Linked DNA regions of Homo sapiens: regions 1 and 3 are each linked to region 2. Evidence: chromatin loops called from intact Hi-C (ENCODE). Cell type or tissue: A673. All regions are shown on one strand. Each heading gives the region's core, and the rest is flanking DNA. Links, peaks and the distances in the headings are about the cores only. Region 1 has its middle 57 kb from the start of HLF. Region 2 overlaps STXBP4 (syntaxin binding protein 4). Region 3 overlaps STXBP4 (syntaxin binding protein 4).

The links. A loop is a pair of places that touch in the nucleus more often than their neighbours do. Peaks named below come from ENCODE experiments on the same cell type or tissue, not always from the same donor. Only the 100,000 strongest peaks of a DNase experiment are listed, where the experiment ranks them.
Region 1: a loop joins it to region 2, with 5 times the contacts of the local background. A loop is called at or near these places in 2 of 110 quality-filtered maps.
Region 3: a loop joins it to region 2, with 6 times the contacts of the local background. A loop is called at or near these places in 6 of 110 quality-filtered maps.

What each region holds. Positions count from the first base shown.
Region 1 is chr17:55,205,559-55,211,099 of GRCh38, reverse strand. It overlaps a transcript of STXBP4 not described here. Among named protein-coding and RNA genes, the nearest start is that of HLF, 57 kb to the left of the region's middle. In A673, for the core only: no CTCF peak of the experiment used is centred there; DNase peaks (open chromatin) are centred at 2,649, 2,879 and 3,639; H3K27ac peaks cover 2,500 bases.
Region 2 is chr17:55,066,759-55,072,299 of GRCh38, reverse strand. The region is part of intron 12 of STXBP4 (syntaxin binding protein 4); the gene reads right to left. Among named protein-coding and RNA genes, the nearest start is that of STXBP4, 100 kb to the right of the region's middle. In A673, for the core only: no CTCF peak of the experiment used is centred there; DNase peaks (open chromatin) are centred at 2,079 and 2,709; H3K27ac peaks cover 2,050 bases.
Region 3 is chr17:55,164,939-55,170,479 of GRCh38, reverse strand. It overlaps STXBP4 (syntaxin binding protein 4), which reads right to left. Exons shown (of 18, transcript NM_178509.6): 18 at 1-5,541. Among named protein-coding and RNA genes, the nearest start is that of HLF, 97 kb to the left of the region's middle. In A673, for the core only: no CTCF peak of the experiment used is centred there; a DNase peak (open chromatin) is centred at 2,979; H3K4me3 peaks cover 831 bases; H3K27ac peaks cover 2,181 bases.

The DNA.
Region 1 (5,541 bases), core at 1,690-4,189, 140 kb before region 2:
GGGGGGCATTTCACGATAAAAGTCCTAAAAGTTTTAAAATGAGCACCTCTTTGAACATGAAAACTCCATTTCTAAGAGTTTAAAGACATAGCTGGTCTCAAGTTTATATTTAAACAACGGCTACTTCTCAGACGTACTTAAAATGGTGATTAATTAGACATAATCTTTACAAACAACGAAAGGGAACTCTTAATGATGATTTATGCCTGACTATGGTGGGATATTATATAGCCATTTAAAGAAATATTGTTTTCAAATAATAGTCAGTGGCAGAAGCAATGATAACAATATAAGATCATATGAAAAAGAGCAGGGCCCATATTTATGCATAAGGCAAGATACCAGTTTTACAACACATGTGTGTTCTTGGGTTTGTGTGTATATATCTTTATTTAAAAATATTAGAAGGAAATACACATAGTATACACAATATCTGTGTATATTTTAAGTGGGGAAAGATCTACCTGTCAAGAATCAGTTTCATCTTTCTAATTTTATGATTTTATACTCTAATGAAAACATTTTAAATTGGCACACTGAGTAAAACCATCCTCTTATTTGTGGCATTTGTTATTTCTCTTTTGAACTTTATCAAGAGAAGTAATACAGGCCTCTCAGATGGCAACCTGCCAACATCACAGAGCAGGATTTTAATGAATTCCCTCCTTCTGAGGCCTAATTTAAGCCCAATTTAAAGTAAACAAAACAAACATATTACTCCATAAAGGGGAATGAGCGCTCCTTTGTTGTGCAGACTTTGAATTTGAATCTCTTTAGAAAAAGAAAAATAGAGCAAAAAATGAGCTTAATAAGCTAGACTTCTCTTCTGCTCAGGCTTTTCTCATTAGGGTTTAATAACATAAAATGCCATTAAAAATTTAGATTTATAATATGGTGTATCTGTGAATTAGTTTTCTTCTCCCTGCATGTTGGGAACAAGTGAATATTCCAGATGCAGGGGGTCCTGCTTGGGAGATAATCTGTGGTACATCAGTGGGCTCGGTCCTTTCCATTCTCCTTCTTTCTCTCCCACTAAAGATATATGCACACGCAGACATGAACATGCCTGCATGCACACATGCACATGTGTGTGCACACGCATGAACATGCTCACATAGACGCATCCTTACCCTAACTTGTGTTGTAAACACAAGTTGCAATGTTAGTATAACCAGGGATGCCCAACCTTGCACACTCAGCCTGCCTCTTGGTGAAGCTCCAGATTCCACAGAATGAAGAGCCTGATTCCAAGAGGAAAATCCCCTCGGAAGAGGGAAGTAAATGGTGGGATGCAGAGCCATGTTCTCAGAAAGCCGAAGCTATCTTTCAGCCCATGATGTGACCTGGGAGACAACAATGACATGAAGTCCCCTGTTGTCCACAGCATCAGCATCAGATATGAAACAGCATTGACTAGTTGAGCACGTGTCCTCAGCTGCTCGCCCTTATCCAGAACAGGTGGACTGTACTTTAAAGACAATGGCCATGGTAAGGGAGGCATGTGTCTGCTACATTTTGTTTCTTTGAATTTCCACCTTATTCTGTAAAGTGGCTATTTTCATCTCAGATGGACAGATGAGGAAAGTGAGGCACAACTTGCCCAAGTAGTGTGTCTAGGGCTTGACTCTGACTCCCCAGCTCTGGCCCTTCCTTCATGCCCAGCTCCTCCCAGCTGAGGGGACAGGTTTGGATGCGCCTCAGCTGGGCCTGCGTATGAACTGGCATCTCTGCTGCCTCTGACCTGGTTCTAGCACAATCCTCAACAGAGAAGACCTACTCTTCTCCCAGCTCGTTTCCTTCCCCAGATGAATTGTTAGAAAGAACTTTGTTCATAGGGCATTTTCTCTTGGATGCCTCACTGGGTCTCCTAACACAGTCACTATCTGTCCGTCAAAAGTGGAAAATAAACAGTTATTTTTTTTTAATCTTCAGACTCCTCTTTCAGCCTTCTCTTCCAGATTACTTTCCATCCCACCTCTTTTATAATGTAAGACTTAAATTTTTAAAAAAAATTTTTTGAGATGGAGTCTTGCTCTGTTGCACAGGCTGGAGAGCAGTGGCATGATCTTGGCTCACTGTGGCCTCCACCTCCCAGGTTCAGGTGATTCTCCTGCCTCAGCCTCCTGAGTAACTGGGATTACAGGTGCCCACCACTATGCCCGGCTATTTTTTTTTTTTTCTGTAGAGACAGAGTTTTACCATGTTGGCCAGGCTGGTCTTGAACTCCTGACTTCAAGTGACTCACTCGCCTTGGCATCCCAAAGTGCTGGAATTACAGGCGTAAGTCACCGTGCCTAGCCTTAAAATGTCTAACTTATAACTGAAACTTGTTTACACAAATATACCATCTCCCTGCAGGTCTGTTTTATTTTCAAGATTCTTGCCTTTAATTGTGGAAGAATAAGCTTTATTCACTACTCAAAGATTTGCAGGATCATAAAACAACATGGTTGTATTCTTACTCCTCTCCTTTCCCTCCCTCCCTCTCTCTTTCCTTCCTTCCTTCCTTCCTTCCTTCCTTCTTCCCTCCCTCCCTTCCTTCCTTGCTTCCTTCCTTCCTTCCTTCCACCAACAGGGTGACCTTTGTGCAACTCCTTTGTGCATAACAGTACTGATTTTTCACGTTGTACCTATGTAACTATGAATAGCACCCACTTTCACTATCAGAAGTGTCCTGATTTGAATGATAAATTATATGATCTCCCAACCCATCCAACAAGCATTTATGGAACATCTTATAAACACCTACACAGCACACCGTACTGGGTGCAACAGGTGCACAAAAGCAGTTCACAGTCTGTAGTCAAGTCAACAACACTGTTTCTCTGCCTGTCACTTGGGCACTGCTATGAAGTGCTATGAAAGATTAAATTGCCATGGATTTCTGGAGGCAGACTTCCTTGTTTTTTAAGCCAAGCCCAGATTAGAACTTGGACTAAATTGACCAAAGAATTTCAGTTTCCTCATCTGTGAAAAGGCTGTAATTATGAAGCTGTGGAGAGGATTAAAACACATTATGTTAATAAGGCATCTAGTATAGCCTGGTACTTTGAGACTTAAGACTGCCAGCATTTATCAATATTTTATTATTATTACTACCATTACTATTTTATTCTTTTCTTAATTACAAAAGAATTGCATGGTTATTATAAGCAAATTCAATAATACAGAAATAGAGTGAAAAGTAAAAGTTACCATTCACACTGGCCTGCAATTCTACTGCAGAGATCACCGGCGTTAACACTTTGTGGGTATCCTAGATCTTGTTCCGCTCAACAAACTACATGTGTTTGCACACGTGCGCACGTGCGTGCATGAGAGTGTGTGTGGCATAAACGGGACAGAGTGCTAAATGGGATATTTCCTATTGTTTCAGATTTGCAGTCAACGCATTAAATTTGAAAACAATTGGTGATAAGGGTCCCCGTATTCTAAAGAGAAGCACAAAATACACCCCATAGGATTTTCTAAAACAAAGCAAATGGAGACCAGTGACATAAATACTAACAGCCTAGTAAAAGTAGACTAGAAATCAATTTGAAATAAGAGTATTTGAAGGGAATTTGTAGGAGTAGAGAGGTCGTTAGCTTTTCTCTCCTCCTCTGTTTCAGGCCCAGTTAGGGGGCTCCCTATGTGAATAGCTCATTCCTGTGTGGGAGGAAATGGGCACTCTATTCCTTGGCCGAATACCTGCTGAGCTGGGGTATTGGAAGCTCATCCTGGTCAGGGCACTGAGGTGGACTGAGACTGGAGGGTTATATGGGGGAGCCTCGAGTGTGTCTGTGGGAGTTGGGGTGTACATGCCTGTAGTGACAGGTGACTATTTTCCTGTAGGTGAAGACTGAAGGCAGGAGTCTGGCTAGGGCTGCCCGGGATGGCACATCCTGGGGAGAGTCAGCAGTTTGACAAGTTGTATATGGTGGAAAAAGAATGTGTGAGCGTCATGCGTAGAGATCCACTGGACTTTAGACATCTTGACAGAAATCTGCTCCAAAGAGTGGCCTGTTAGGGTGGAGGGACCCCAGAAGTATGAGCTTGTAGGGTGAACCACTGTGAGAAGTTGCAGGAGGGTAAGTGGAGAGTGGCTCCCTCAGTAATGTTGAAGGTTCCCATAAAGGTTTCCATGAAGGAGCCAGAATTTAGATGCCTGTCATGACAGATGGGATTATCACAGCCAGCACTGGCTGAGTAAGACATTTTGTCCTTTTCCTTTGACACCTCCTTTTTTTTTTTTTTTTTTTTCTGAGACGGAGTTTCCTCTGTTGCCTAGGCTGGAGTGCAGTGGCATGATCTTGGCTCACTGCAACCTCCCCCTTCCGGGTTCAAGAACTTCTCCTGCCTCAGCCTCTTGAGTAGCTGGGACTACAGTCACCCACCACCACACCTGGCTAAATTTTGTATTTTTAGTAGAGATGGGGTTTCACCATATTGGCCAGGCTGGTCTTGAACTCCTGACCTCAGGTGATCCACCCGCCTCAGTCTCTCAAAGTGCTGGGATTACAGGCATGAGCCACCGTACTCAGCTGACACCTCCTTTTTCAGGACTTGACCCTGTTGGAGTCATCAACAACGGTAGGAGGAAAGAAAGGAAGAGTGTAAGAGAAGACATTCTCTCTACCCCGCTAGGATTAGGATTAATCCTAGAAACTAGGATTAGGCCTGTGCTGGCAAGAGAGGAGAAGTTTTCAATTGGATGTGAAGTTGAAGTTTTCATTTTACTGGCTGGATTTCTTAATAGCTGCAAGTGATCAGAAAAGAAGCTTTGGGATTTGCCTGATATAGCAGCATATGAATGGGGTTGGGGGGCATGTAAACAATCACCCCACAGCCATTTTCTGTTGGTTACTGGGTTCAGCTCTCTCAACAAGCCCCTTGCACACACATACACAGACACATACACAATATATATATGTAATAATTCACAATAGTACATAGACACCTACACACATAATGTATATGGAATAATTCACAGAGGTTTTTCAAAGACATCATACTATAAAATTTTTATAATTTGCTTTTCTCACTAATCAATATAGAGTTTATGATAATAAGTATAGACCTGCCTTATGCATTTTAATAAGTATATAATATACTATTTAATATATTCACGAATATTTAATTAACCATTCTTTTACTTAGGGACATTTAGGTAATTTCCAATTTTATACTGCTAGAAATAATGCTTCAGTATATGTCTTTTACCCAAGTGCCAATATTTTTGTAGGAGGAAACTCCTAGAAGTGAAATGATATGAATGTTTTAAAGTTTGATAAATATTGTAAAGTAGCTTTCCATAAGATTTGTACCAGTTTGTCTTCCCACCAAGAGTATATGAGATCCTATATTTTCACAGCCTTGCCAAAAATATATATAAATATTTGTCAATCTAAAATATTAGAAAACTCTTATTTTGTTTCTCAGATTTTTTTAATACAATGAGGTTGAACATTTTTCAATGGGTTTATTGGCTATTTCTAGTACCTTTTATGTAAATTGTCTCTTCACCTGTCCCACTTTGTGTATATGTGTGTGTGTGTTTGT
Region 2 (5,541 bases), core at 1,337-3,836:
CACGTGTCTTTTCTCACTTAATCTTTAAAACAATATTGAGAGAAAGACATTACTAAAAAACATTTCATACATAAGCAAACAGACTCAGAGAAGTTATATGACCTGTTCAAGAACACACAGCAGTGCCAGAATCTGAAACTAGGTCTGCCTGACTGCAACATTAATGCTGTCTTTCTACTGTTTTACTCTGCCTCTAAATGAAAAAACAAAAAAACCCCATACAGGTATACCTTCCACCTTAGGAAGAGGAAAGGGTAGCCAAAACCACTTGCTCTATCAAAATGTACTTGGAGGGAAAAAAATGTACCTTGGTACTGGGTCAAAGACAGTCCCCCAGGACACCAATATAATTTAATATGGCACTTCTTATACTGTAAACCATTCCTTTTTCTTTACTTGATGCAGAAATCTCTTTTCTCTGCGATAGAACTTTCTGCTCCAATTGCCATGGCTAATATTAAACTATGGCTATTTTAATTTTTTCAGAGCTGTTAAGGGACATTTGCTTTTGTTTGAGCCTAAATACATTTGAAGTGCTGGGAGGGTTAGGAATGCTGGCATATTCTTAAGGGTCAGTTTTTCATTCATACATTCAATAATGATTTATTAAGTATTTATTATGTGTCAGGTTCTGTTTCAGGTACTGGGGGTAGACACTAAACAATATAGACAAAAAGCCTTCCCTCTTGCTCCTTGGAATTTACATTCTAAGTTTGGGGAGATAGACAGTAAATCAGGGATGAGAGGTAAATGTCTCATTGAAAAGATAACTGACCAGAGACCTGCAGGAGGAATGGAGTTAGGATTTCCCAAGGAGGAGCTTTCTAGGAAGAGCGAACAGTTTGCATGAAGGCCCTGAGATGGAGCTGTGATTTGTGTCTTTCAGAGAACAGCAAGGAAGCCAGTGTAGTAGAGGTAGGAGTAGTAGGGTCCAGGAAGACGGGAGTAGTAAGACATGAGGGCAGAATGGTAACAAGAGTGAATATAGGGATGGAGGTAGAGTGAAGTGGCAGAGGCTAAGAGAATTTGTAGGCCGTTGCAAGGACTTTGGTTTTACTCAGGGTAAGATGGGAAATGATTGGAGGGTTTTGGGCAGAGAATCGATGTGATCTGACTTAAATTTTAAAAGTGTTACTTTTGCTGCTGTGTTGAGAATAGACTGTAGATGGTGGGCAAGGGTGGAAGCAGGGAGAAGAAAAAGGAGATGGGCAAAAATTAACTGTAGCTTCAATAAGGGTGATAGTGGTGGAGTTGGTGTGAAGCAGTTAGATTCTAAATACAGTTTGAAGGTAAAGCCAACAGAGTAGTTCATCAATAGCATTTATTTAGCAGCCACTGCATCTAGCAACCATGTTTATGACAAAAATACAAAGGGGTAAAAGATAACCTCTCCTTTTCTGTCTCAACTTAGAACATCAGGTATGACTTAGATAAATGGATGAAGAAAAGAGGATGTTACAAAAAGAGAACCATGTGAATAAAGGAAGAGAGACAAGAAGAAATGTGGCACACTGTGAAACAATACTAGATCAATTATGATTGGAGTAGAGACTTGCTATAGGGGAGTAATGGATAAAAAAAGGTCGTGGAAAGGGAGGGAGTCAGGCTCTGGTAGAAATGGCAGGCATGAAGGGGAAGGAGCTTGAGTCTGAAGAAGACTTGAAGGCTTCTGAGCAGAAAATGATATGAGAAAACAGTGCTTTAGAAAGCTAAATCTGGCAGCAGGGTGCCAGATGGAGAGATGTGGCCAACCAATTGCCTTCTATGCCCTTGACTCAAAGGACTTTATTTCCTTGTATCTAAAAGTAATTGTTTTATAATAAAAGAATACTTTTAGAAAGAAATATCTGGAAAAGGTAGGTACATTAACCTAGCCTACCACACCAGTCAATTTCATTCAGATGATCAAGAGAGTCTCTAGTGACACAGCTAGATCAACTTCACACTAGACTGCTGCTGTGCATACAGGAGATAATGGCTAACTATGTGCCAGCACTATTCTCAATGTTTTACATCCATCAACTCAGTTAATCCACACACTGCCATGGATATGTCTATTATTATCTGCATTTTATAGACAGGACATTGATGCACAGGAAAGTTAAGTAACTAACTCAGAATCACAAACCTAGTAAGTGACAGAGCTAAGATTTGGCAGTCTAGTTATAAAGTTCATGTTCTTGGCTACTATGCTGTACTACCTTGCCAACTACAGAAAATGTTTTTAAAAAATCACTTTTAGATGACAATATTATCAGTGCCCAGTCCTGGATGAGCTTATGATGTGGTCATTACAATAGGTATATTTGAGGCTGCTTCACTCTCCATTTTTCATTCAATCAATCTAAAAAAAAAAAGACTCTAAAGAGAAAGGGCAGGAAATTCTCCATAGCTGCAATGAAGAATAACTAATTTGATGATTTGTCTTCTTCACACTCACTTCATGCAGCTTTTATTCCTCTATAAAAACAGCACTTTTATTTTTGTTCAAAGAATGCTAGTTAATTAAATGAAGACTCTGGATGGAATTTATATAGCCATTATTGTGCACTGATGGTAATACAGTGTGAAATGTAGTTGGGTGGTAAAAGATGCAGAGGTTTTGATGCTGAATAAATTCATGCTATTTCTTTTGTAAATGTGTAACTGTCAGGTTGGTGAATGTGACCCCTTAGCAAAGTTCTAGCCCAGTTACCACTGAATGGCTGTTTAAAAGATTAGTGCATTGAAATGATGACTTTTAGAGGAAGCAGTAAAGAAAAGATAACAGCAGTGTGCCGTATTTAGCAATACAAGATCACATAAATCCATTTTCTCTTTTCCTCCCAGGCTGTCTTCTAATAAATAACTGTACAGCCTCCTATGTCAGTAACAACTGAGCCAGAATTTTCCCAGTGCCTCACCATGAGACTGAAATCCCATCAGGGAAAATGCTGTCGTCCATTTACTGATTTACTATGTACTAGATAGAGTTTAATTCAGTTTAGAAGGTTAGATAATAAAAGAAAAATGAAGATATAGTAGTAAGTCAGAAAATCCACATAAGCATTATGCTTTTTAATACTAAGCAGTGTGAGCAAACATACTAGAAGGGAATCCTGAATTAAGAAGTAAAATCTCTAGCTTATTTTTTTTTTTTTTTTTTTGGCAACACTGAGGAAATGTCTTCAACTCACACTGGCCCTTTATAAAATGAGGTTTTTCTGCCTCACGATTACATAATGAAACTTCAAAGAGCAGACCAAAGTCTTCTTTGAAAATGTAATCTGAACTAATGAAAATCTTTGTAGGCTACCAATACTTTGGACTTTTGTTGGGACAAAGCACGGTAACAGCTCACACACAGGACAATAAATATACTATGTGTTTTTCCACATACAGTACTTTTCCCCCACAAGGTAACATGATCTAGAATGAAAAAACATGGGCTTTGAATGGGACATAACTAGGTTAGAATCTCAGATCAGAATTTTACACTTTTAAAAATTTTCTGGCTCTGTAATTCTCTAAGACTCAGTTTGCTCATTTTTATAATGGAAAATCACACCTATTTTATTAGATCAAAACTATTCTCACAAGAGAATTAAAGAAACTATAATAGTTCTTGGCACAATTTTTTCCTTTTCCTCTTTCTTACCTTGAAAAAATATACATAATCACCTGTGTGATCAAAGAGCTAGACAAAATAATTTATTAAGGGTTTTCCTGAGGCACTCAATTAGTAACACCAGCTCTTGAACTTTGGAGAGTTGTTTGGAAACAAAATTTGCACATGTATTTTTTAATGTTAGCAACAATCATGTAAAGCCCTTTCCTCTAGTTATGAGTTGTAATGAATGGCTCCCTATAGTAGAAGGAAAAAGCATTAATTGCAGTAGCACATCTGTAATTAGGCTAACACATTCACATCACTAAATTTAAAAGTTCTGCAATTTTTAAGTTCATCAGTAAATCTTTCAAAATGTCAATAGGTGACAGGAGAAAAATGAGACTGCAAAGAGATATAATGTTTTTGTGCAATGTAACCTATGCTACCAAGCCCTAAAGAATACTTCTCTTATCAGCTTCCTACATCCACTCTTTGGAAAGCCCTTCTTGGTCTTGGTACTATTACAGCTTGTGAAAAAAATTAAGGGTTACTGCAGGAAAAGAGCTATTGAATTAAAATGTTTAAAAGCAAGTTATATCTAGTTTCCTTGACTTATGAGTCTGATTTGTTAAAATATATATAATATACCTTTCAATGGATAATCCCAAAATGCTTTGCAGATATTGACAAATGAAGGTATAACTCACCCCTCAGGCATGAATGTGTATGGGGGAGAATATGATTCGTAGAACTTTTTAACAGACCTCTGACATATGCTTTCTTTTCTCTTTCCTCACTCCCCCTCCATGACTCATCTAGCCAACTCCTCCTCCTCCTTACCTAACCAGTAATTAAGCACTGTGAAGTCTTCATTTATAATGTAATTTGCAGCTGTTGCTTAATTTCCATTCTAACCACTGTATTACTGATTTATGTCTTTATCCTCTCATGCTTGGGTACTATGAAAATCACATATGTGATCACCCTGCCTACTGTGTTCTTTATTGTATTCTGCATACTTCTGAAAGATTGATTTCCTCAAAATATTGATGAAGTACCACCTTAGGTAACAAACCTAACAACATGGTACATGATAAAATATATCCTCATTCTTCATTCTTCAAAGTTCTCTACTACCTATTCCAAATCAACCTACTTACTAGCTTTAGTCCACTTAACTCTCACATGATTCCCATATCCAAGTACATTAACTTACCACATTTACCAGGTGAAATTCTTCTACTTCCAAGACACTTTGGGTCACATTAATCCTCTAGGTATATATATTTTTCACCTTTTTCCATCATTTAGTTGTTACTTGTCCTTCAAAATCTATCTCAGATTTCACCTTATCTGTTTTTCCATTCTACTTTTGTATAAATGATCTTTCTCTCCTTTTTTATCTTTTAGATTTGTCGTCTGTAATTAATCACATATTTAGTACTCTTAACTGCTATCTTGAACTGTCATTAAAATGCTTTATTACCCAACTTTCTAAAATCAAAGGGTCTTGACTGCCCAAATTAGAACACAATCTGTCTGAGAGTAAAAACCCTATCTAATATGAGCAGGTACTCTACTTAACATAAAATGAGATATAACTGAGTTGACAAACCATGAAAATGACTATTTCATTTTTCATATACAAAAACTGCCTTAAGGAACTTATTTAGGCAAGAAGCTTTCATAGGAAATTTCTTCAAAAAAGGGTTCAGATTTATGGGAATATTAGAACTACATTTTATTTAACAATTAAAATAACAATCATAAACTATGCTTTGAGAAACACCATATAATAATAGGCAAATTATTTCATTATATTACTTTTTTAGAGTCTCACTGTGTTGCCTAGGCTGGAGTGGAGTGGCATGATCTTGATTCACCGCAACCTCCGCCTCCCAGGTTCAAGGTGATCTAAAGACATCCACCCACCTCGGCCTCCGAAAGTGATG
Region 3 (5,541 bases), core at 1,477-3,976, 98 kb before region 2:
TAAATAAAATAGATATCACAAATAATGTCATCTAATTTTTTTTCAGATCTTCTATGGTGTTTATATATACAATACTGTTGGTTTTATATTGTATACAGATCTGTTTCCTGTTATTACCACTTGATGTTATTATTGTGATACTTTCTTGGTATCATTAAACATTAGTAAACATTTTCTATCATGTTAGATACCATATTTTATTTAGACATTCCCCTGTTTTCAGGAATTTAGGCAATCATTTCTATTTTAAATCATGCTTTAATAAGCCTTTTAAGCATTTTTTTATTTTGGTCTAAACTTGGGGTCATTTGTGAGGATAAATTCACAGAAGAAGAAATTTTTAAGGCCTTTGATAGATGTTCCAAGACTGCTTTCCAGAATGTTTGTGGTGATTTATAGATGTCCTAAGAATATTTGAGGATATCTATGTCATGTACCTGCACTAACATAATTACTGTGTTTTAAAAATACTTTGGTTTTATTGTATCTTAAATAATTAATCAATAATTCTAAGGAAGCCTTATATCATAGGTGAGAAGGTTTGTTTGAAATTGGCAAGGAGCAAGGTACATGAGGGAGTTTGCATTGTCCACAGCCTTAAAGGTTCACTTCACACAGTAAATACTACAAAATTATCTGTCTTGGATTGTTTAGACATTCAATTGCTTGAATGTCCAGGGACAAACCACTTGATCTCTTCTAAGTATTTCATGTTAGGGTTTTTAGAAATAGCTTTTAACACAATTTTGATTGAAATAATTTTTCAGAAAGCCCATTTCACTTGTTAAGGCATTTCATCTTTAGCTGAATTTTAAGTATGCTATGAGATAAACCAGGAACAAGGAGACTTGATTCTCTATACCATATTTTATCGATTCTAAGACACACATTTTTCACATCTAAGCGTCTTTAGTATTTGGATGTATAATAGGCACTGCTAGCACTTTCAGATCCCTCTACCACTCTCATGCATGACAGCTCCCTGTGCTTTCACTCTCAACATTCAGCACCTGCACCTCTTTGTTGGACGGCTGTCCTCAGGCTACAGGAACATGCTTTGACTGCATTGCAGGCTGGAAGCACCTGGAAATTTACACCCACCCCCACCCCCACCCCCATTCAATAACTGATGGTGCAGAGGTATAAATACTCTGGGTTCTCTGGCCTCTGACTTGAACCTACTGTAGAACCTTTTTGTCTCTAGGGCTCTCCCGTGGGAGTGAACCAAAGTCATCTCCAGAATAGGCTTTGCTTGACATCACACTTTTTGTGGGTTTTTTTCCCCCTTTCCTTTGGATCGGTTCTATTTCTCTATTTCCCTATTACTTTTCACCCTTGGGCCACTTCCTAATTCACATAAATCCTTATGTCAGAGGAATTAAACATATTACAGGAAGTGTCTTACAATAATTGATGTCCTGCAGTTACTGTCAGCCAGGTGGTCATAGTGATATGGTTGTCTTTGCCTGTGCATGCATGAATTTGGTTGTTCTTTCCATGATATGACTGGACTGTTACTTCTTTACTTTTTGGTCAATAAACCATTTAAGGACTATTGAGAAGAGTATGAATCCTGATTGTTATCTAAAATTTTTCTATTAAGTCCTTTTGCCAAGATAAAAAATGTGCCAGCATCAGAGTTGTAGAATGGATGTCTAAGACAGGGAAAAAAATCTCAGAGACTGCAGTAGAATATTCCTTTAAGAAATGTTATTTATCCTGATGGCAGAGAGGGTGTTACCGTGAAAAATTGTGGTTTATGACAACTCTGATTCAAAAAAGAGATGCAGAAAGAGTTCAATTCTGAATGTACAGAGCTTTGTAAATATCATAATTAATATTTCATTCTCTTTTACACACATGATTTTTAAAAATCTATGCTGAAACAGTTCTCTTGTATTTACTTAAAGGCGTATAAGATAAAAATTCTAACTACTAAGTCATATTTTAAATCTTTTTTTCATTTTCAGTTACACACAAAATAATGATGGGTCTTATAACTGATGAAATACTAATTGGGAATATGGTACTTATAGAGACAGAAGAAATACAATCAATGAACAGTCTTAATTGGAAAAACTAAGGTAACTTCATAGACTTCTCACTTTCCATTTGTAGAGAGAGTTCTACTGGTAAATGAGGAACCACCAGTATTTGGTCATATTTTTGAAATTGTGTAGATTTTATTAAATATTTCTTATTCCTCCAATACGTGTGTGTGTGTGTGTGTGTGGTGTGTATATACACACAGATATATATATATACACACACACACACACACATATACTAAGTGTATGTGTGTGTATGTATGCATTCTATTTCCTTCAAATTTCCCTTATATCGAGTACTTTTATCAGAGAAGTAATCCATGCATTTAATTTGGTGCCAACTTCTTATTTTTGTGTGGTAATCACCAAAGAAAAATAAAAGCTGGCATTAGATTAAATGCATAGATTACTTCTCTGAATGATAAAACTGCCTAAAGAAATAGAATCTGCTCATAAACATCTTTTCATATTCCATTCCACAGAAATTTCTGACCTTACCTGTCTATATTACCTATTCCTATAAGGTAACTTTATTATCTACTCAATTTGTTTTGTCTTCCTGTTGTCTCTTCTCGTGTGTGCTGATGAAAGATGAATTTCTCCACTGTGAAACAGAACAGTCAAGCAATTCCAGTGGGGTTACTTATAGATGAGATAATTTCTGCAATTTCAGAGTTCTGTGGCAATACATAGCTCCCTTGTGCCAAATCAATTCTTCAGTAACATGATTAATTAACCCATAAGAACAGAAGTTTGCTGCTGCTCTGAAATGCACTAACCTTGTATTTTGGTTTCAGGCTTTATCTACCCTTCTATACCAAAATCATTCTGTGGTATTTCTTCAGAACCTTGGGCAAATCAACAATGTGTGAGTATGTGCTTTACAATCCTTTTACTGCGATCATACTGTGAGTTTTATGGCCCAACTTAAGTAGCATACACTTCCTTCTTCAGCAAAATCCATTATATTGTTCCCACATTAGTGGAACTAGTTAGTACAGACATGCTTACTTAAACCCCCACCTCATTTCCTTCTTAATTCAATCTTTGTTTCCCTGCCAGAAGCAGGAAACAGCTAAAAGAGTTTTTTATGTTAATGTTACATTTTAAATTTATTTTGTAAACTTTTATTAGATTTTACTGTGTCATGTCTTGCATGAGAAATAAAAAATAATATATGGACTCTGAGTCAGTAATAAAGGACTCACAGTCTACTAGGAGAGATGACACATGCCCTACTTTCCTATCCAAATTAATTACATATATAGTGTGATTGATACTTTATTAAAAGGTATGCAGCAATAGGGGACTGCGGTAGGATTTCAGAGTTGGAAGCCTTCCAGTTAACCTTCTCAGCCTCTAGGGTTTTAGAATAAAATACCCCAAAGCCAACAACAGATAAGAAACAACAGACCATCCTGGCCAGTATTCTGTTTTCCCATTTCCTTCCCACCTCCACCTGATTTACTCACCTAGCTACTGATGTTGAGTGGAACAGCCACAGTGAGAGAGACCACTTAGCTTTAACCAGAGTTCCGGTTTTCATTACCACATGGAGAAAGAGAAGGTAGAACCAGATTTCAAGCCTCTAAGACTCAGTAACCCAGCTCAGTAGATAAAAGTAAATTAGTAAATATAGTAACCAAATGAGTGTCCGGACAAACAGGCCAGCAACTCTCTTGAGGTGGAAGTTCTTGCTCTACCACTCCTGAGTGGGAAGTGGGGTTGGGCAGGTGTGTAAAAATGCAGGCATGGCATCCATAGAGTGCCAGCTCTGGGCATGGGGAAGGCAGCATGTGTCAAGGAGCTCTTCAAAGAAGAGGTAAAATGAGAGCAGAATCTTGATGTATGAGAAGAAATCTGATGCAGGAATGGGGCAAGAGAAGTTTCCTAGACAGAAAACAGTATATCTGAGCAACTGTTGGTGATAAGACATGAGGCTAGGGAGAAAGCCAGGGACTCAGATAGTAGAAGGTGCTAGGGAACTACTGAAGACTAGCAAGGGAGGAATAGAAGCAATTTTGTGTTATAGAAAGATAATTCTGACAGAAATGTGATGGGTAGATTGATGGGGACAGGTGTGGTGGAGAAGGAAGAAGCTATATCACCTGTGTTGAAAGCATCCAGGTAAGAAATGAGAAAGACTTGAAAAATAAATAAGCCATGTTTGCATGAAACAGAGAAAAGGGAATATATTTAAGAAATGTTCTAGGATGTATTCCTTTTTTTAATCCTAAACTCACCAATTAGGTAAATCGCTGCCTAAGGAAGAAGCAGAGACAGGACAAAAGTGTTACTTTAATGGAGCACTCTCTACAAAGAAACACCAGGAATAGGGAATAAATGGATCCTGAGCAACATTAATCTCAGGCAACTTGCAGTTCTTTCCTTTCCTTGGGGTCACTGCTAAACTCTGTGGGCTGTCTTAGTCCATTCAGGAGCTGCTATAACAAAATATCTCAGACTGGGTAATTTATAAACAATATAAATGTATTGTTCACAGCTCTGGAGGCTGGGAAGTGTACGATCAAGATGCCAGCAGATTTAGCTTCTGGTGAGGGCTTGCTCTCTGCTTCAAAGATGGCAACTTCTTGCTGCATCCTCACAAGGCAGAAGGGGCAAACAGGTTCCCTGAAGCCTCTTTCATAAGGGTCCTAATCCCATTCACCAGGATGGAGCCTCATGACCTAATCACCTCCTCAGAGCCGTACCTCTTAATACTGGTACCTTGGGGGTTAGGTTTCAATATATGAAATTAGGGGCTGGGCACAAACATCCAGACCACAGCAGAGGCTTATCTAGTGCTAAGGCACTCTGGGTTAAGATGGTCTAATGTTATTGTCCGAATTGATTTCCATTGAGAGAACATGTGGATTGAATGGAAAAGATCCTCATTCAGGTCCAGCAGGTGTTATTGCTACTCCTGTGATCCTTTTGGGTTCACAGAAATCAATCTAATCCTCCAATGTTGACCACATTGGGCTGGAGGAAGCTCACTGGCGTTGTCCAAGGTCCCACTGCCTAAACATACCACATAATCATTTCCATTCTAGGGGACAAATGTAATTGAGGTTTTGCTGCTCCCTGGAACTTGGTCCAGAAGGTTAAGCCCAGGTCCTTCTCTGTGCCCTACCAACATTTTTGTTCTTTTTTCTCCTTCTCACAGCCAGGAGAATTATTTCCTAGACAGTGAGTAAGAAAGCCTCATCTTCCTCATCATATGTGCTCTCAAATCTTTGACCTAAATCATAAATCCTTTCTAGTTCCCCAAGGAGCTAAATTTTTGAAATGCAAAAGAACATGCTTTTTTCTGCTTTCTGATATCACACTCTTTGTTAACGTAATGAACATTAAATGGTCCAGTAGTTCAAATATCTGATAAAGAATGCGGAGAAAGAAAATAAATGGAAAAAGTTTTGGTTAATTTCAATCGTATATCCTTTGCATAGAATACGAATTACACAAGGGCTAGAAACACATATATCTCACATTG